Linked DNA regions of Homo sapiens: all the other regions are linked to region 4. Evidence: read pairs that join two places in POLR2A ChIA-PET (ENCODE). Cell type or tissue: MCF 10A. All regions are shown on one strand. Region 1 holds the start of LOC105378021 (a long non-coding RNA gene). Region 2 has its middle 56 kb from the start of SIMALR. Region 3 has its middle 62 kb from the start of SIMALR. Region 4 overlaps PERP (p53 apoptosis effector related to PMP22). Region 5 overlaps LOC105378021 (a long non-coding RNA gene).

The links. Peaks named below come from ENCODE experiments on the same cell type or tissue, not always from the same donor. Only the 100,000 strongest peaks of a DNase experiment are listed, where the experiment ranks them.
Region 1: POLR2A ChIA-PET joins it to region 4 with 55 read pairs; 4 of 35 experiments call an interaction of 5 or more read pairs at or near these places.
Region 2: POLR2A ChIA-PET joins it to region 4 with 10 read pairs; 6 of 35 experiments call an interaction of 5 or more read pairs at or near these places.
Region 3: POLR2A ChIA-PET joins it to region 4 with 15 read pairs; 6 of 35 experiments call an interaction of 5 or more read pairs at or near these places.
Region 5: POLR2A ChIA-PET joins it to region 4 with 12 read pairs; 6 of 35 experiments call an interaction of 5 or more read pairs at or near these places.

What each region holds. Positions count from the first base shown.
Region 1 is chr6:138,033,416-138,037,415 of GRCh38, reverse strand. LOC105378021 (a long non-coding RNA gene) reads left to right here and starts at 2,551. Exons shown (of 3, transcript XR_943062.2): 1 at 2,551-2,590. In MCF 10A, no CTCF peak of the experiment used is centred here; DNase peaks (open chromatin) are centred at 1,125 and 2,175.
Region 2 is chr6:137,999,528-138,003,527 of GRCh38, reverse strand. No RefSeq gene overlaps it. Among named protein-coding and RNA genes, the nearest start is that of SIMALR, 56 kb to the right of the region's middle. In MCF 10A, a CTCF peak has its summit at 1,572 (motif pointing left); a DNase peak (open chromatin) is centred at 1,557.
Region 3 is chr6:138,005,337-138,009,336 of GRCh38, reverse strand. No RefSeq gene overlaps it. Among named protein-coding and RNA genes, the nearest start is that of SIMALR, 62 kb to the right of the region's middle. In MCF 10A, a CTCF peak has its summit at 2,217 (motif pointing right); a DNase peak (open chromatin) is centred at 2,126.
Region 4 is chr6:138,086,384-138,090,383 of GRCh38, reverse strand. It overlaps PERP (p53 apoptosis effector related to PMP22), which reads left to right. Exons shown (of 3, transcript NM_022121.5): 3 at 1-1,879. Among named protein-coding and RNA genes, the nearest start is that of PERP, 19 kb to the left of the region's middle. RefSeq lists an enhancer at 2,103-3,302. In MCF 10A, no CTCF peak of the experiment used is centred here; DNase peaks (open chromatin) are centred at 1,873, 2,623, 3,423 and 3,683.
Region 5 is chr6:138,012,012-138,016,011 of GRCh38, reverse strand. It overlaps LOC105378021 (a long non-coding RNA gene), which reads left to right. Exons shown (of 3, transcript XR_943062.2): 3 at 340-466. Among named protein-coding and RNA genes, the nearest start is that of SIMALR, 68 kb to the right of the region's middle. In MCF 10A, no CTCF peak of the experiment used is centred here; a DNase peak (open chromatin) is centred at 1,921.

The sequences.
Region 1 (4,000 bases), 53 kb after region 4:
ATATGTGCTCAAAGGTCAAAGTTACTGATACTTGGTGGTGATTTGTGGGAGATTGGGTGGCAGTCAGTGTTCAATCTCAAGAGACTCACAGTACAACTATGAGAATCCTAAGTGCTTAATTAACATAGGTTTGCTTCAGGCTAGAGAGTACAAGTATCCCTTCTATGACTCCAGTTATTATTCCTTGAATGTTATCCCACTGCAGCCTAAATGGCCATGACATCAGCCTCTAGTTAAAGTTAGACTCAGAGTGAGCAATTGTTTATTCTTTCTTTGAACTCAGTTGATTGTGAAGAGGTAATGGGGCCAGTCATAGAGCCTCATTCAGAGCATTTTAAGACCTCCTTGTTTTTATTCCTCGTGGATGATATATAGGCAGATATGTTTTCATTAGAGGAAGTAAATGGCATTATAATTGTTTCCAGGAAAATAATGTGTTCTAGTACATATCATGTATAAGTATTGCCTGAGCTTCTGACGGGATGGTGACATGGTCTAGACAGTACACAAATACTCATTTGTGTCAATTACACATAGAAATCAGCTGATCAGAAATCACCTGAACTGGTGGTTTCAATAGAGGCTACCTCATCTTTTGATTAGAGCACATAGTAAATGGCTAACATCCCAAGCAGTAAATGGGTGGCTCATTCAATTATAAGATCATTATTTTGTCTCTTAGAGTCCCTGCTTTTATGATTTCTGTGGAAATTGTATTACTTGGGCCTAATCTACATAGCCTTCAAATTAGCACTTGAGGTCAACTTCTGCAGGCCTCTCACTGATGCTGTGAAATCAGTTGGCTAGGTAAATTGGGCCAGGTAAAGGGATGGGATGCATCAAAGCAGAGCCAATGTAAGTTTCTATGTTGGGTTGGTCATCCTGAAGCTCTCATAGCTTTCATGTCTTGCCTGGAGTCCCCTCTGTCTCCAGTGTGTACATACACAGCTCTCACACCCAGCCTCTAGGAGTCTAGGAGGTTAATTGTGAGACCAAAAAACATGCAAAGAACAGACGCTCAAATGGCTCCTCCCTACCCCACCCCATCTTACCCCACCTGGATTCTGACAGCACTCCCCACCCTTCACCTGGGGCGCTCCACACGGGCCACACCCTCACAATGACTCAGGAAGGCTGGCTTTGGCGCTCTCTGGAGGCCTAGGAGTATGACGGCCCCAACCCCCAGGCCTCTGTGCCCTCTGTCCAAACAAGCAAGGTAGCAAAGTATAATTCACTGGCTTCACTGGCTTGGTAACTCTCTTGAAATGATTTTTCATAAGACACCATGAGGATTATTCACATAGTAGTTTCTATTCTCTTAGCAGTATATTATATATATATATATATATATATATATATATATATATATATATATATATATATACACACATACACATTTAATTCCCAAGGGCTTGCAGTCTCATGATTCGGCTATCTCTGGATCTGGATCCACACATTGTTTCTGATTCCTTTCAAATAAATCTGGATGCCAAAGTCAAACTCATCATTGCTTTCCAAAAACAATCTATTCATAATGTTAGTTTTATAAGGCTGGCAGGCTTTTCCAGGGGAAGGGTCTCATGACAGAGCATATGGCCTTTTGTGTTTTGATGGCTTTACTCTTTCTCTCCATGCTTGTAGGTTTCATCTTCCTTTACTCTCCCCATTTGTTCTGAGGATCAGACAAATCCCTCTCCTTGTGTGATACAGTATTGCTCTTTTCTTCAAGGCTTGAGTACCAGCTGTTATTTCTTGCAGGAACTCACTAAACCCAAGTGATCTCAAGAAAATATGTCCCAACAAAAATGATTTTTGCCCTAAGAGAAGTCTCATACCTGATACTAACAAAACGAATATTCTCTGTCCTGTTACGTATATTAAAAAGAAATATCATGGCAGCAATAGGTATTCTCAAAGAGACATATCCAAGGTACTCGAGGTTCACCAAGGATGAGGGGTCCACTCGGCTTGGGAGTTTAGGAAGAACTTCCTGGAGGTGGTGGCACAGCTGTCAGGCTCTGGGAAGCAGTTGAGAATGGAGGTATAGTTTTGCTGACCTCAGCATGGGTCTAGCTTGGTTTCTCAGCAGCGTCATAGCTGAGGTGTCAGCTATCAGGAGGTGGTTGCCCCAGACAGTTGAGAAGAGAGAACCTAGAGACAGGCACACCCATCCCAGGGGGCAGGGAGGATGCTCCAGGGCAAGTGCAGCTGCAAGCAGTGGCAAGTCCGGGCAGGTGGAGCATGGCATGTGGAAAGAATGGGAACTAATGCCAGGGGGCAGTCCAGGCAGGCAGTGGCATCAGGGAGGGCTGGCCAGGCAGGTTAGGGTACGAGCCGGGGAGCAGTGTGTAGGGATATCACAGCAGAGCCAAGACAATCTGAGAAGATGTGGGCAGGCAGAAGAAACAGGACATAACTGAAAAAGTGTGTGTGTGTGTGTGTGTGTGTGTGTGTGTGTGTGTGTTTGAGATGGAGTCTGCTCTGTCACCCAGGCTGGAGTGCAGTGGTGCGATCTTGGCTCATCGCAACCTCCACCTCCCGGGTTCAAGTGATTCCCCTGGCTCAGCCTCCTGAGTAGCTGGGATTACAGGTGTGTACCACAACACCCGGCTAATTTTTTGTATTTTAGTAGAGACAGGGTTTCACCATGTTGGCCAGCATAGTCTCAATCTCTTGACCTCGTGATCTGCCCGCCTCGGCCTCCCGAAGTGCTGGGATTACAGGCTTGAAGAAGGGGTTTTAAGAGCAAAGCTCCCCGCTGGGAGGGAGGGAGTGGGATGGCAGAAGCTAAGGAGGTTGTTGGCCTAGAGGAATTAGGGTGCAAACTGGGTGTTATCTGGAGCACAGGGTCAGGAGATGCTTAACATTAAGGCCAACATCAAAGTGAAGCTGAGGTGCTAGAAGCCGAGCTCCTCCAGTTCTCTCTGATGAAGTTCAGAGGCACCACTGAGCCGGTGGGGTGGGTGCTGAGTGGGAGGAGACTCTGGCTGGTGGTCAAGGACAAAAGTTCAGGAAGCTGAGTAGAGAGCCAGGCAAATCACTAGTGTCTTCTCCAAATGCACCCAGCCATCACCTCCCAGCCTCAGAGACTCCCCTAGTTCTTCCAGAACTTGGGGACGGTTCAACTCTTTCTTATTCTAGACTAGTATCTTTATCATAATTTTAGGGCCTGATTCTAGGCCAGGAAGTTCTCTTTTTTTCTGATGTTAGGGATATTTCCCGCTGGGGCTGAGTGAGACACTGCAGGGTGAGGCCGTGCATACGATGTCTTCCGTGGGGGATGGCACCTATGGAATGTTAAGAACCTGGGTTCTGGAGCCAGAATGCTTGGGTTTGAATCCTGGCCCTAGCACTTACTGGTTGTGTGACCTCGGATAAGTTATTTGACTTCTCTTTGCCTAATTCTTCTCATCTGCAAGGTGGGGATTAATAATAGTGCCTACTTCATAAAAAGTGATTGTGAAGATCAATTCAGTTAATTTAGATAACAAACATTTAGAACAGTTCTTAGCACTTAATAAGCAATCAATAAATATTCAGTTATTATTAGCAATTATTTCTCCAATGATGAGGAGGCCTGAGGAAGATTCTGTGTGGATCTAAGGCTATTCTTCACTGGATAAAATATATTTTGAGTGTCTACCATATACCAGGTATTGTTCTAGGAACTTGGGATGTATCAGTCTACAAAACAAACAAAACACCCTGCCCTATGTCACCTTTTTCTGTTGACTGTAAAACAGAAAGTAGGATTTTCGGAAATTTTATCTATGGGAGTTCCAAGGACCCTTCTATGTATATATTTTTTCTGTATAATTGTTTATAAGACCTGAAGTAGCAAGTACCAAGCCCAATTCAAAGGCCTCAACCAGGACAGGCCAGACCATATTATGACTACTTCCTTTCGGGAAACACTGATACCCTTGACAAGCCTCCTTTGAACCAACTTCTTACTCAAAGTAGGGTTGGTGGCATACTCTAGAGCTGGGCTTCTCAACCT
Region 2 (4,000 bases), 87 kb after region 4:
TGTCTGAACTTTTTTGGAAATATAAATAGGTTGGTATGGCTTTCCTTCAGTATCCACGGGGGATTGGTTCTGGGCCAATCCACGCCAACTTTGCATCCAGGCTACCTCCTCCGTACCAAAATCCTCAGATGCTCAAGTCCCTGATATAAAATGGCATTGTGTAGCACTGCGTGGCACATTGTATCTCAATTTTGCGCTCTCTGTAGGAAAGTAGGCTCCCAGAAGTGCTGGAGAACACTATTGCTATAAAGTAGCTTAAAAAAAAAGATTTAAAAAAAATTTTTGAGACAGGCTCCCACTCTGTAGCTCAGGCTAGAGTAGCAATGGCATGATCATGGCTCACTGAAGCCTTGAACTCCTGGGCTCAAGTGATCCTCCTGCCTCCTAAAATAGCATTTTAAAGTGAAATGAGGTTGGGATTGGTGGCTCATGCCTATAATCCCAGCACTTTAGGATACTGAGGTGGGAGGATACCTGGAGCCCTGGGGTTCCAGACCAGCCTGGGCAACATAGCAAAAAAAAAAAAAAAAAAAAAAAAAAAAAAAATTAGCTGGGTATGAGCGTGGGCACCTGTAGTCCCAGCTACTGGGGAGGTCTAGGTGACACTCTTGAGGTGTCAAGGGTGATTGCGCCACTGTAATCCAGCATGGGCAACAGAGCAAGACTCTGTCTCAAAATAGATAAAAATAAAAAAGCAAGGAAATGGAACAATTACCATCACATCAAGGACATTTTAAGATAGCCAATGCCATTTACATGTTTCAGATCCACTAAGTAACTTCGCATCTGTATTTCACTCTGCTGTACTCTCAGCAGTCACCAGAGCCCCTTGGCTCTTCAGTTTTACACTGTGCTGCTCTTCTCTGCACCATTCTTAAATTAAAAATGTATTGGGCATGGGGCCAGGCGCGGTGGCTCACACCTATAAATCCCAGCATTTTGGGAGGCCTAGGCGGGAAGGTCACATGAGGTCAGGAGTTCAAGGCCAGCCTGGCCAACATGGTGAAACTCCGTCTCTACTAAAAATAAAAAATTAGCCAAGCGTGGTGGTGGGCGCCTGTAATCTCAGCTACTTGGGAGGCTGAGGCAGGAGAATCGCTTGAACCCCAGGAGGGAAGGAGGCAGTGAGCCGAGATGGCACCACTCCACTCCGGTCTGGGTGACAGGTTGAGACCCTGTCTCAAAAAAAAAAAAAAAAAAAATTATTGGACACTACTATATTTAGCTAGGAGCTGGAGAAATATGCAAAGAGGAATGGAATCTACCCTCAAGGAGCTATAGTTTAGCTTGGACTATAAGACATTTGTAGGTGAGTAGCTAGCTGTCACAGGACGTTATTGTCAGGAAGAGATCACCATTGAGAATTGCTTCCTCTTAAAATTTGAATAAAAGGACCAGATTATGGAATATAAAAAAGGCATTTTTAAAAGATGATGAAAATAATGCACAGGTGAACAAATTACAACGTACTTTTCTCTTTAGCAACTGCACCCTACCCACAGCCTATTTTATGTCCTGGAAACTTACTTTGATTCAACTAGTTTTACGCATTGATAGAAATCTGCTGTATTCTGGTGCCCCCTGGAGGCAGTCTACCGCTAGGCCGACGAGAAAAAAAAAATCCAGAGAAAGCCTTTCAACTACAACTGGAGCAACTATATTTTGTTCAACAAATCCCCCCCTTTTTTTTCAATATGGAATTCTGATCTGGGTTTGTTAAACTAGAATTTGTCTAAAGCACAGATTTTCCAAGAGAGTAGGGTTGAGCAGAAGAGAACATGCTCGGCATTAAAGAATATGTTGTGTCTTCTTCTAAATGCACTTGGGCGGATACTATATGCTTAAATACAGTTTCACACACAATATAATTGTTTACATTTGTATAATTTGTGAAATTGAAATATTTATGATACATTCTAAAATGTAACAAAATTTACTTGTTAAATGAATAAATGAATGAATGAATTGCCATGCTTTGGTGTTCAATTAGATAAATTGATCTTATTTTCTCTCTCTCTTTTTTTTATTCCCTTCTTGGAAGCCCTTCCATCACAGAGACTTTTAATGCAGTTGTTGAACTTAGTCAATGTTCATAGAGGGATAGAGAGGAAATGGGATTGTGGTATAATTTTTCTCTAGGAAAATGTGTACAGTCCTTTGCAAACGACTATTAACTTGTAAATCAGGTTGAAAGCTACTCTTGCCCTCAGAGACTTCCTTTAATGGAATAATACATAATGCTCACATTAATTTTAAACAAAGTGATTTTATTTTCTGGAATAAACACAGAGCCTCAAATTCATTAGCTGGTTTGAAATTTCAGGATCCCAAATGTACTCTGCTTTAAATCAAGAAAACCCCTCAGGCTTCTTTCTGGAGAGGAAGTGGAGCTTAACAAATACCTATGTCACAATAATGTCATCAACTTCAACTTTGTTATGTATTGAAGACATTAAATTTGGTTTTCCAAGATGGTGGGAAAATCAATGTTTTGGCTTATTAAATATTCTGGTTAATAGAAAGCTATTACATTAAACACATATGGTTTACCAATTATTTTCAAAGAATCAGAACACAACAAATAAAATCAGTAGTATATTAAGTATAATTAATTTTTTTTGATGACTGTAGAATTCACTTCAGCATCTTTTATTGCCTTGGTAATCATGGTGAACATTAAAATGCAAGTCTAGGAGGTTGTACTGAAGGCTCAGTTGGGAGTTATGGTGATATGAGATTTAGCAATTGAAGTCAGCTATTCTACAAAGGGAAAAATTATAAATAAAGGTATTTATAAGAGTTGTTATATTAGCGATAATTACCACTATAAAGCTATACCTAAGAAATACTTAAAATAAGATATTTTTCACTGCTCTCTACTGTGTTTGTATGTGTGTGTGTGTGTATTCGTTTAAAGCTGTATCTAAATTTTGATGGTAAATGTCTAACCCTGGGAAGAGGAAGGACAACTTTTTTTTTCTTTAAAAAGAGGGGTAGAGTCTGGGCGCGCGGTGGCTCATGCTTGTAATCTCAGCACTTTGGGAGGCTGAGATGGGCAGATCATGTGAGGTCAGGAGTTCAAGACCAGCCTGGCCAACATGGTGAAACCCCGTCTCTACTAAAATACAAAAATTAGCCAGGTGTGGTGGCGTGAGCCTGTAGTCCCAACCACTCTGGAGGCTGAGGCAGGAGAATTGCTTGAGCCCGGGAGGCAGAGGTTGCAGCGAGCACCGAGATCACACCACTGCACTGCAGCCTGGGCAACAGTGTAAGACTCCGTCTCCAAAAAAAAAAAAAAAAGGGTTAGAAAGAGGGAGAACTAAACTGATATGGTTTGAATATATGTCCCCGTGAAATCTCAGGTTGAATTGTGATCCCTAATGTTGGAGGCGGGGCCTGGTGGGAGGTGTTTGAGTAATGGGGGCAGATCCATCATGTCTTGTTGCTATGAGTGGGTTCTCAGGAAGTCTGATTGTTTAGAAATGTGTTCATACTTTCTCTCTTGCACTTTCTGTCTTTCTCTCCCTCTCCCCTACACTCCCTCTCACCACGTGGGATGCCTGCCCCTCCTTCGCCTTCTGCCATAATTGTAAGCTACCTGAGGTTTCCCCAGAAGCCAAATAGATGCCAGAACCATGCTTCCTGTGCAGCTTGCAGAATCGTGAGCCAATTAAACCTCTTTTCTTTATAAATTACCCAGTCTCAGATATTTCTTCATAGCAATGCAAGAATGGCCTATTGTATATACCTAATCAGACAGTACTCATTTTTTAACAACATGCCTTTATCGAGTATTTGCAAAGTATTCATCCTTAGTTCATATAGAAGCTTTTGCCACTCATTATTTTGATTACATAATATTTAATTAAAATACAAAATTACAATAACAAATACAAATGTCATAAACATATTTGAGACCAGACACAAGTGATTCTTAGTAAAAATCCCAGGGAACTTGAGGGAGCAGCAGGTCTGGTGCTCCCTGGAGGCCTCCTGCAGG
Region 3 (4,000 bases), 81 kb after region 4:
GAGGCCGCTTCTGGTATCGCTTCAACGACTAAAAGATGCTAGTGCTAGTGTATCAGTGATTCTTTTGGCTTTTACCTCATGGTTATACGATGGCTGCATCAGCTCCAGGCAGTTGCCTTGAGCTCCAGGGACAGAGGTTTTACCACCCTTGCATATGCTTTCATTTTTTTCTTTGTTAAACATTAAAAGCAAAAACTTCTTTGGAGGCTCCCAGCTGATTTTAGCTTCCCTCTCTCCTTGAGTAAAACTGTCTTCTTGCCAGGCCTGGCTTTAAGGGGAGCTGGGGAACACAGCACTTGATTTTCTAGTTGTTATCTTGGAGACGACAAAGGGTTTGAGAAAGTGCTGGGTTAGCTGATAAACAGTGTCTGCAACAATGCATGCTCTCTGGGCTCCTCCCCCATGCTCCCTTGATACTGCTAACTCTTTCTCTCTTTCCAGACTATAAGCCCCTTGAAGTTACAAAGAGTATTTTTCAGTCCTGTTTCCTGAGCGCCTAGCATGTGCCTCAAACGCATTATTTAAGACATATTTTTTAATAAATGAACTACCTTTAGAGAGCATCCACACTGCACCCTCAATGAGCAACTTAGCATGTCAGGGGAAGAAGAGAAGCACCTTCCCCTAAGCACATTTTCCAAAAGTGGCAACAGCATTATAAAGGGAATATACTGACCTGGGAGTTGTGGAGTTGACGATGGAAGGGCGCCAGCAGCAGCAGCCTGGAAGAAAGCTACACAGAGAGGTCAGTGGTTCTCAAAGTTGGCTGCACAGTGGAATCACCTGGGGGAGGTTTTAAATATCCCCATGCTCAGGCCTCACTCCTTAAGCCCAGTCTTTTCAGTGATGTGCAGGAGCTGGCTCATTCTGGTTGCAATTCTCTTTCCGACTCTGTATTCAGTGACATCCTTCTGGTAGCTTAAAATTGGCCACGGTGTGACCGGGCGCGGTGTGACCGGGCGCGGTGTGGTGGCTCACGCCTGTAATCCCAGCACTCTGGGGGGCTGAGGTGGGCAGATCACGAGGTCAGGAGTTCGAGACCAGCCTGGCCAACATGGTGAAACCCTGTCTCTACTAAAAATAAAAAATCAGCCTGGTGTGGTGGCGGGTGCCTGTAATCCCAGCTATTCTGGAGGCTGAGGCAGGAGAATTTCTTGAAACCAGAAGGCAGAGTTTGCAGTGAGCAGAGATTGCACCATTGCACTCCAGCCTGGTGACAGAGCGAGACTCCAGCTCAAAAAAAAAAAAAAAAAATTGGCGACAATGTGATATTTGTATTATAGCAATTGACAAATAAGACAAATCACAAATCAGCCCCCACTCCTACTTCGTCGCCTGAGAGCCAGGTCAACGGCACACTGCTCTTGGTATTCTTAGACACTCCCCAGATGTTTCCAATGGACAGCCAACTTTGAGAGCTCCAGGTCAAGGTCAGCTCCTCTTTTGGCCTGTAGTGTCCCGCCAAATAGTATCTTGGGTTCTTCCTTTTCCCCAGTCCTGCCTTTGGGTTAGCATCATTGCATGGGGTAACTGAGCTTGCCTCTAGGGAGCCCGAGTGCAACGTAGAAGAGAGAGTAGAACTGTGGCTTCATTTGTAGCTGTTATTGAGTTTCTTTGAATACAACTTGATTTTCTTTTAGAGCTAGCCAAATCTCTTTCAGTATACCTTTAGGGTTGGATCTATGGGAGGCATGCTATTTCACTGAAGGAGGTGGGAGAAACTTTCAATAATGTTGTGCAATTAGGAACCCTAATTACCCACTCTTGAGATTGCAGTTTCTCATTCGGAGGCATAATTTTCTATGGTGTAATTTGCTAGGTCTGACTCCCCTGCCTGGATCTGATTTGAGTAAAGTGGGCACCGCCCCATCCTAGGGTAGTCTCACTATGGCTAACACACATCAAACTGACTTTCCTGCATCACAAAATCACACTATACAATGCCCAGCTTCATTCCTCTCTCATAGGCCAGATTAGTCATCTTTTGCCTGGTGAAGCAGACTGAAGCATTAGCTCAAAGTAAGCTACCGCCACCACCACGTGCTGTGCAAATCTGGCTGGACAAACTTTGACTCAGCAAATTTGCAATGCCCCATGGGACACCTAAAAATCCCAGGGACAGAGAGGACCCTTGAAAAGCCAGAAACTGCTCTTTTTAAAAGTGGTGCTGGGCCCTAGAGAACATTCAAAGTTAGAGGGCAACTTTGGTCTCTGCCACGAGGGGGCAGAAGGAAGCTGGAAGGAGGTGGGAGTACAATTGGGATTTATTTTAGGGAGAGGACAAGGGCAACTGAATGGTCGCAGTTAGGTGTATGCACCGTGGGGCTCCTTGGGAAAGATGGGCTGCCAAGGGCAGCTGATTTCAAATGCTTTAAAACCTGATTTCTATAATAGCTTTGTTGCTCAAACACCATCCTGAATAACTTAACAGGAAATTGTTCTCAAAATGCTTTTCTTATCTGAACACTTTTTTGTGATTAGGAAGAATAGAAAATTATAAAGTTAAGAATTAAGGTGTACTGTGCAGGAAAAAAATTAAAGTAGAAACTTCTAAAGAATGTCTTAGTATCAATAAATGAAATAGATGTAGACATTGACTAGATTATAGAAGTGAGGGAAGTTTATAATACTAGCCAGTGCCTTATAAACAGTATCACACCCCTCTCATCAGCTCCCAGGCAGAGGGTGGAGAACTCACCTCGTAATTCAGGTCTGCTGCAAGATTGGCCCTCAGGGAAAGGGTCCCTTCTCTTCTGTCTTACCTACCATCAAAGGATCAGGAGTTTATGATTGTATTTCTTTATGGTTTCTTGACTATTGTTTTTATTTCTTTTTTTCTAGCTTTTCTGTTCTTCATAATAAAATGAAAATACCACTCAGGTTATTAACTCTTGGTGTTTTTTTTTTTTTTGGCAAATCTTTTTATAGTGTTACTGTCTGCTGAATTTCTTTAAGAGGGTATCTTACGTTGGTTAAATATCGTGAGCTAATTTTCTGTGCAGAGTCAGCTGAATAAAGTATTCATTTCTTTTGCTCCAACCTGGTGGCTAGAGTGGATTGCTGAAATAGACTCTTGGAGAAGGCAATACTACAAAAAAAGGAATATGATCATTTTCTTGCTTTTGTTGGGGTTTGCTTGACAGTATCCCTGGCAGGAAGTGATGTGCCTGAATCTTCTCATGCCTCTGCCTACTGTAGGAAAGCCTTGTTTCTGAGAACACTTCCCCCTCCCCCACCACTCTGTCATAGACAATCATGAAAGACTTAAATTACGTTTGTGAAGTTTCTTTTCATATGGGTGTTTCACCGTCAATATCCTTTTTACCAATCCCTAGGCCCCTCCCTACTCTATCAGTGGCAGGTGTTAAAATCTGTTTACTCTTTCTGAAAACTTTCGAGTGAGCCACACCTGTGTCTTTCAATGGCGCTCACAACGATGAAGTCAACCTAAACAAAACTGTGAATCTGGGAAATTTTGATTTTAACATTTTCAAACTCTGTTTTCTTTTTTCTTTAATGATTTACCTTTCAAACAACTTTCTATTTTCCTAATTATTCCCCTTGTCAAAAATAAAATGTTGTGACAAAATCATTTGCACTCTGGTTTTAAACTTACCCATATCATTGGGTGAGGGAGAACATGATGGTTAAAAGCTCTTTTATATCGGGAGGAAGATGGTCGCATGAGAAGAGAAAATCTAAAGATGTGATTTCTGTAAAAGCAATATTAATTATGACAATTATGCGGCCGGCTCAGCAGTTATACCTAATTACTGTGTCCTATACATTATTGATGATACATTGTTAATGACAGCTAATTTTGCTGTACAGTTGATTTCATTAGAATCGTGTACTGCATATGCATGCTCAACCTTCAGAGTTTATTGCTCAAACCAGCACATTCACAATTTTAAAAACCATAAGAGGGAGACCACTTTCCAGTGTTACATTCTAAGAGGGCACAGATTTCCTGCCCTTGCTACTCAAAATGCGGTGCAGG
Region 4 (4,000 bases):
TTGCCCTCCTTCCCATTTTATCATTTGTTATTTTTTTTCCCACCATAAGTCATATGTTACTTCCACTATGGTGTATGTCATTGTGAGGATGGGTGCAGAGAGGCTGGGTGGGAGAACGGAAATATATCTCCCTAGGGCTACTGTTGGCCAGCTAGTCCTTGGCAGTGAATTTTTCTATGCTTTTCAAAATGCGAGGTGAATGTTTCTCATAGAGAAATGTAATCTGGGTGATTATACCAAAATTGAAAAGAAAAACCCACACAACTATGCCGTGGCTGGTGGAGAATTTGAAGTGGTCATTAAAAATGTTAAAAATCCCATCTTTTAAAGTGATACCACAGCTCATTCAAGAAGATACTGGATATCTAGAGATTAAGAAACGTGGTCTCCTGTTAAACATGAAAATGACTCCGTTTATAAGCTTCTCTACCACATGCACTTGTCTTTGCATGATTTCCCATCCAGCCTTCTTCCCCTCCTCAATCACACAATACCTTAACGGCGCACATTTAGGAAAAATGCAACCTCCTGGGACCAACGAGCCTGATATAATAGAACCATGTCAACCTAAAGTATTTATGACAAAGATAAACTCTTATTTTGCAGAAATGGTCTGCTTCCTTCAGCCTTGTTCTAGTATAGAGATCTGCCATTCCTTGTTGATCCAGATTCACCAAGACAGATACCTTTATGTCATAACAGAAGGGAAGTTCCAGAGGATTCTGGAGAGTAATGAAGAATTGGGCTGAGAAACCACCTGAAGGCTAACAGTGCATTGCATGAGATTTCCCACAGTAAAGCTGAGGTGCTTTTTGGTTCAGTAATTAAATATTGAGTTCCCACCCTTTAAATAAGCAGTTCTAGGTTCCTAAGCAATTATTTCACTCTGTAAGTAGCCAGACATGCTAAGTGGCACTTACTGCTGATTGTAACAAAGAAGTAATATATCAAGGTCTTTCCATGTTCACACAAGGTAGCTTGTGTGTAATAACTTAGCTTCAAAACCATAGACTGCAGAACTCACAAGTTCAACAGCCTTTCCTTTTTTAAGGAAATGAAAACAATGGAAAATATAGTCATCATAACTTAATTCGGTTTATTTTTTTTTTCTGTAAACTCCCCCTGAAAGACATTCCTATTAATACAGTAAATGTGAACACTGACTTGTTTTTATAAGCACATCTGAAAGGGCATATTTGAGTCTCATCCCAACTTTGGTCCTTGCTATCTGTGCAGGCTTGGGCAGGTCATCTCCCTGCTGGTCTCAATATCCTCACCTGTAAAATGATTGTAAATGATCCCCCTACCTTCAAGATTCTCTGATTGATAGAATTTTTTCTTTAATTAAAAAATTTTAAATATTCCTTGAGTTGGAAGCACTGATCAATAAGTGGATTGCTTAGGGAGGTTGGAACGAATAGATTCAGTCCCAACTTCCTCTTTTAAATTCCCTCTTCCTCACTCTTCCTGCAACACTTATTTTTACAGTTGAGTTTTAAAAATAAGTAATATATAAAATAATTTCTGTAGTGTGGTTTCAGATTTAAAAATTCCTGCAGACAGGCTGGGCTTGCAACCCCATCAGTCGATGGTCAGAGCCCTTTGCTTTTTGAGACCATTTTTAGGTGAGCTTGGCTTGCCTGGATACAGTGTGCAGTGCATTCTTCCTGAATTTTGCAATTCTGGTATCTGGGTGTATTTTCTAGGTGTGTCAGGGTGAGTGTAATCCACCTAGGGTGTGGAAAAAGCCAAGAAAGGGAAATTAAAAGAGGTTCCTATCCAGTCATGTTAATGATCTTCCACTTGTACTATCCTGTGCTTCGTTGTTAACCTCGAAAACATACTTTGTTGGCTGCAAAAATAAACAAAGGGAAACTCAGAAGTGTGTGAGCATGCGTGTGTGTATTTAGAGATAGTTCTCTGGTGAAGAAATGGAATCCTGCTGATTTAAATGGCACAAGATTGTCTTCGTGATAATGAGTCATCATATAATCATAATAGATGGTTGTGTAATGGGGTGACCCAGCCAGTTTTTCCAGTGCAAAGACTCAAGGTAATTAACCTGCTATTATCAACTGCTTTTGATTAAGTTACTTTCAAGAGGAAATACTTAGATTTGAAACATAAACTCTGAATTTCATCAATAAAAGTAAATTGCCAAGTGAGACTTTGAAAGCAAGTTCCATGTGGATACCCTCTGTTTCCCTATTCTATCCTTTCTATCGAGTTGAAATGCTTCAGTGAAAATTTGCATTTCCAAATGCCACCCCACCCAATTTCCAAAGTCAAGCAACACCTCAATGCTTAATCCTTTCCCAATGAAAAAACAACAATAACAACACTAAAGAAAAACTGATTTCAGCGCAGATGTAGAAGACTGTGAGAAATGGACACAAAGGACACTGGCATCTGCATGATCGATTTCATGTTGATAGAATTGTCATTGGAATAATATCCTCTTCTGAAGATGTGTAGGTGATAAGAAGTGGGACACATCATGACTGGAGACATCAACATGATTACATGAATTCCTGGCAGATCCCAAACAAAGACAACCGCCTTTGTCTCAGAACAGTATATGAGTCATGCAGGACACCTAGGGGCTCTCACTCTGGAGTGATTTAGGGAGCTACTGTAATTTAGGGAGAGGTGACCCTTCCTCTGGGCTGACACAGCCTCCTCCCACCAAGAGCACCCTGGGCTGGGTGCCCTTGTGCAACAGGGCACAGCTGCACCATCCTCCCAGGAGAACTGGCTATGAGATTAGGGCATCCAGACACCACGGTGGAACAGTCTCTAATCCAAAGACAAACCCCAGGAGGGATGAAAATTACTGCCAGGGGTGTTTAAAGAAGTCAGTCAAGCCTTGTTCCTCTTCCCCCCACTCCATATATCCCCACATTTACCTCTCCAAAATTGTCTTTTATTGGGCTCAGAAACACAGAGGCATCTTTTTCCATCAATGTCAGGGATTTAAGTACAAGGGTGAATAGACCTTTCCCTGCATTCTCCAATTTATGACTTTGAAGGGTAAATTCAACATTCAGAAACATCACAAATTCTAAGCTAAGTCAAATGATGTTTGTCTTTTTCTGCTGCAAATACACAGTGCCTTAAATGAAACTACGATACATTTTTTTTAAAAAAAGTACTATGTTGAAGTTTCTCAGTTCAGAATGCAACCTTCATGCTTCCTGATTGCAAAGACTAACAATAAGCTTCTAGTTGCAACTGGCTAATTATTAGCCTAATTGCCCTAGAGGGGCTCGCTGGGAATCTCTGAGTGAGTTGTCTCTTTCACTCTTGGGTAGAGTGGTGCTATCCTTGGACTATAGCAAAGCTGAGCTGTTAAAGGAAAGCCATGTCAAGAAGAGAACCTGCTTCTACGCCATTGTCTGAGTCATCCCAGTTTCAGCTTGTTTGGTACTAAGGAGCTTATGTATCAAACATGCCTGGTTGTTCATGTTCTTCCACTCAACAGTTTTTTTGTTCTAAGAAGACATTAGAAGAATTTTCAGAATATGTAGCTCTGTAATCCAAGGGATGCATTTGGAAAAAAAGACAGCTCTACATGTTCTCACCAAGGGAGCGTGTTTGCATAGCCTGTCCGTTAGCAGGTGATCAATGAAAAAGGCACTACTTAGGCCCTAGTGTTTACTTTGGTAACAGAGCAGCCCAATCTTTCCTCTCAACCTGGGGGTGAGTGAGTCATCACAGCATGGGTTAGGACTAGCAGACAAGGTATAAACAACTTCGGCATTCTAAAACACAGATACATTCTCCTGAAAAACCATTTGCATGGAATGAAGAAGTTTCAAAAACAGGCAAACTAATTATCTTCAAAGAAGCTTTGTGAGCTTATATTCAGTGCTGAGCTGAGATTTAACTTAGGTTCTTATTTGCAGGAGTTAACTGATAGCAACCCTTTTTTTCTTTGGAATTCTACAAATGTCTTTAAGATTTCTGTTAAAAAAAAAAAAAAGCCACCATTAGAATCATA
Region 5 (4,000 bases), 74 kb after region 4:
CGACTTGTGCTCTCACCCAGTGCTGCCTCCAATACCTTGATCATGTCCCCAGTCTCCTACAACTCTCGAGTTTATCACATGATGATTATCCTACCTCCTTGCCATAGAGAAAACTTGCTCCTTCTTTCCAGGATATGATGCTTCTTTGTGGTCCTCTCTGGTGTGGACTGTGTACTCACCATTACTCCTCTTACCATTAGGCAAGTCAGAATTTTTCTTGTTTTCCATTCCTGCTTCATGCAAAACCAGTTTCCCTTTGTCATTTTCATGTACCAAATATATGAGTTCCCAGCACAGTTACTGACAATATATTTCTTCATTTATCATATTTCTTTCTAGCTTGTCTCACCATCATTATCTCACCAAATCTACTCAGAGGTAAAGAGGACAAGCTCTCACCAAATCTACCCAGAGGAAAAGAAGTCGTTATATGAAAAAGATACTTGCACACACATGTTTACAGCAGCACAATTCGCAATTGCAAAAATATGGAACCAGCCCAAACACCATCAATCAACAAGTGGATAAAGAAATTGTGGTACATATATACCATGGAATACTGCTCAGCCATAAAAAGGAATAAATTAATGGCATTTGCACCAACCTGGATGGTATTGGAGACTATGATTCTAAGTGAAGTAACTCAGGAATGGAAAACCAAACATCATATGTTCTCACTCATAAATGGGAGCTAAGTTATGAGGATGCAAAAGGCGGTAAGGATGATAAATGGACTTTGGGGACTTGAGGGGAAAAGGGTGGTAAGGGGATGAGGGATAAAAGACTACAAATTGGGTTCAGTGTACATTGCTCAGGTGATGGGTGCACCAAAATCTTACACATCACCACTAAAGAACTTATTCATGTAACCAAATACCACTTGTTCCCCAATAGCCTATGGAAATTAAAAAAAAAAAAAAACTACTAGAAAAAGTCTATACCTCATATTTTAAAGACTAGAGTAAGGTGTAAATAAATAAATAAATGTATAAGTATTCATCTCATTTTATATACTAGTTCAATTATTTGTGCTTTTAAAGTCTAACTACATTAACCTTTACTTCATTTTGGTAATGCTGAACCTGATGATTTTTCAGAATTGATCCCTATGTAAAATCTGTAACTACAATTTCCTATTCTTTGACCATAACTTTATCAGTCTCATATTATTTCAGTTTTTTGACTCTCTGAATCCCAAATTCCCAAATACTTGCCTCTTCGACATCATTTCAAACTCCACTTCTATGACCCTTTCATTTTATTTTGACCTATTGTCTACAGGCTTTATGCTCCCCTTTCCAGCCTGGATCCCATAGCCTCTCTCTTGATTATACTTTTGCCCAAATTCTCAACTTTTTTGCCCCTTTGTCCTTCCATGACACACTGTAGAATATCAGCCCCGAATCAGTCCAGTCCCCTTCCTCCCTTGTTCCTCTGCCCCAGTTCCATCACACAGTTGGAGAAAATCACTCAGTCCTTAGACTGGTGTCTCTGCAAATTTTTGGTGTTTATTTCCTTCTCAAACACCAAGAAATCATTCTCTGCTGCTCCATTTGCCATTTCCTTCCATTCCCCTTGTTGGCACTTACTAGTTGGGCGACATGAATAAATATCTTAAGTTCCATTTTCCTCATATGTAAAATCTCACTAAGAATACTTCAGAAGGCTGTGTCAGGGGCTCAATAAGATAACACACATAAAAGACACACCCACATATTCAGTGCACAACATGTGGTTCTGCGTTTAGCAGCAGCAGTAGCAACAATGACCTCAACTTTTACTGCTAGCAGATTTTGTTTGCAATTTACCAAGAAAACAAAGCCATCACACAGAACTTTGTTTTGTCCCATTTGCAAACATGTCTGCACCTGCAGCTAATCCCTTCATTGCTCCTCTGTCCCAGAAGGTGACCTGTTCATGCCTGTGCCCAGAGCCACACCCTTTCTACCTATTCAACAACTTGGCTCCATTAATCTTCCATTCTTTCCCCTTCTGGCAGGGGAGCCAAGACTGGCATTAAGCATTCCTCCCTATGGAAACTAAGGAGAATCCTTGCCAAAGTTTGAATTCTTTTTTAGTATCTTGTCTCAAAATTTCTCTGGTGTAACTAAGAGATCATAATACTGTGCCTTATTGAAGCCATGCAGAAAGAAATCTTAAAAGCTCTAAAAGTTAAGAATATCTTTTATTCTTCTTTATAAGTCTGACCTTTGAGAATTAATGTTTGCCTTGGGAGATGTGTGAACCTGGGCCCACAGATGTGGGAAAGCCAATCAGGAGATCTGACATGGAGAAGGCCCAGGCCCAATCCTGGCCCTGCCTGCTCCCGCTCTTCCCAGACCACACACTTGAGCACAGCTTTTTGTTTCCTTCTATACAGTACAATTTCCACTTTATTTCTCCAGTCTTTCAGGATAGAATGGCATATACATCCACGTCGTCAGGTGTGGAGCTGCCAGAAGGAAGGAAGAAAGGAAGAAAGGAAGGGAGGGAGGGGAAATTCTGGAATAAGGAATGGTGAGTTTAGGGTCATCCAGGCCTGGGGATCTGTTATGCAGCTGGGGAAAGAGATCATAAGCATACATTTCGGAACAATAAATATCACTAGTACTATTTGAATCTATGGCTTTTACAAAGAAAAGAAGGCTGAGATCTTAATTCTCCTTTGGAAGACCAAAGAGGCAGGGTGGAAGTTGTGGTTCCCCTCTAGTCTTGCAGAAGGAGGAGCTGGGCAGAAAAGGCTGTGTCTAGGAGCTACTGGCAGGGGCTCATGATGAACTCTGGAGGAATGGGGAGGACCCCAGGACATAGAGGAGCAGTTCCATGAGGATGCTCAGTTAGATCTGAGAGTTAAAGTCATGCTCAAAAGGGTGGAGACCTGCAGATGGGCCCCATAAATGAGTTCTATTAATTCTTGACTGTGCATCTCCTCTGTCTCTCTCCTTTCCTATGGAGTCTGGCTTACTGAAGGGATAATCCACACATGATCATCAGCTCATTACCATCTGACATTCTCTGACTAAGCTTTCTCATCTACATCACCAATACCTTCCTTCTATACTACAAACATAGCAGGCATTTCGGCCTATATTTTTCTCTTTGTACTCTTTGGCTTCTATGACATATTACTTCCTGGTTCTTCTCTTGCTACTTGGATCACACCTACTTGGCCCCCTTCCAGGAAATCTCATTCTCTGGCCTCCACTTAAATGTTGGTGTTGCCCAGAACTCTGTTCTCAGCCTTCTTTTCTTTGTAAAAGCCATAGATGCAAATAGTACTAGTGATATTTATTGTTCTGAAATGTATGTTTACAATCTCTTTCCTCAGCTGCATATAATGGACACCCCGGCCTGGATGTCCTTAAACTCAGCATTCCTTATTCCAGAATTTCTTCTTTCTTTCTTTTTTTGAGATATGGTGTCAATCTGTCACCCAGGCTGAAGTGCAGTGGTGCAATCTCAGCCCACTGCAACCTCTGCTTCCCAGGGGCTTAAGGAATCCTCCCACCTCAACCTCCCAAGTAGCTGAGACTACAGGTGTGTGCCACCACATCTAATTTATTTTTTAGTTTTTATTTTTATTTTTGTAGAGATGGGATTTTGCCATGTTTCCCAGGCTGGTCTGGAACTCCTGGACCCAAGCAATCTGCCTGCCTCAGCCTCGCAAAGTGCTGGGGTTACAAGCGTGAGCCACTGCACCCAGCCCCAGAATTCTTTATTTCTGAGAATGACATTGTCATTCTCTAAATGACCCAGGCAAAGCCTGAAGCATAATCTTAAATTTCTCCTCCTGCTCCCTCCTTATATTCTCTTCACCCACCCCCCATATTCAATTGTACCCATTCTATCCTTCTAAATGTCACTCATATTTTTCTCTCTATCACCATCATAAGGGCTAATACTGAATAATCATTAAGGGCAGGTATTGTACCATATATCATCTTGTTCCTAGTGCATAGAATATTGGCACAATTTCACTATATTTTATAGAATATATGAA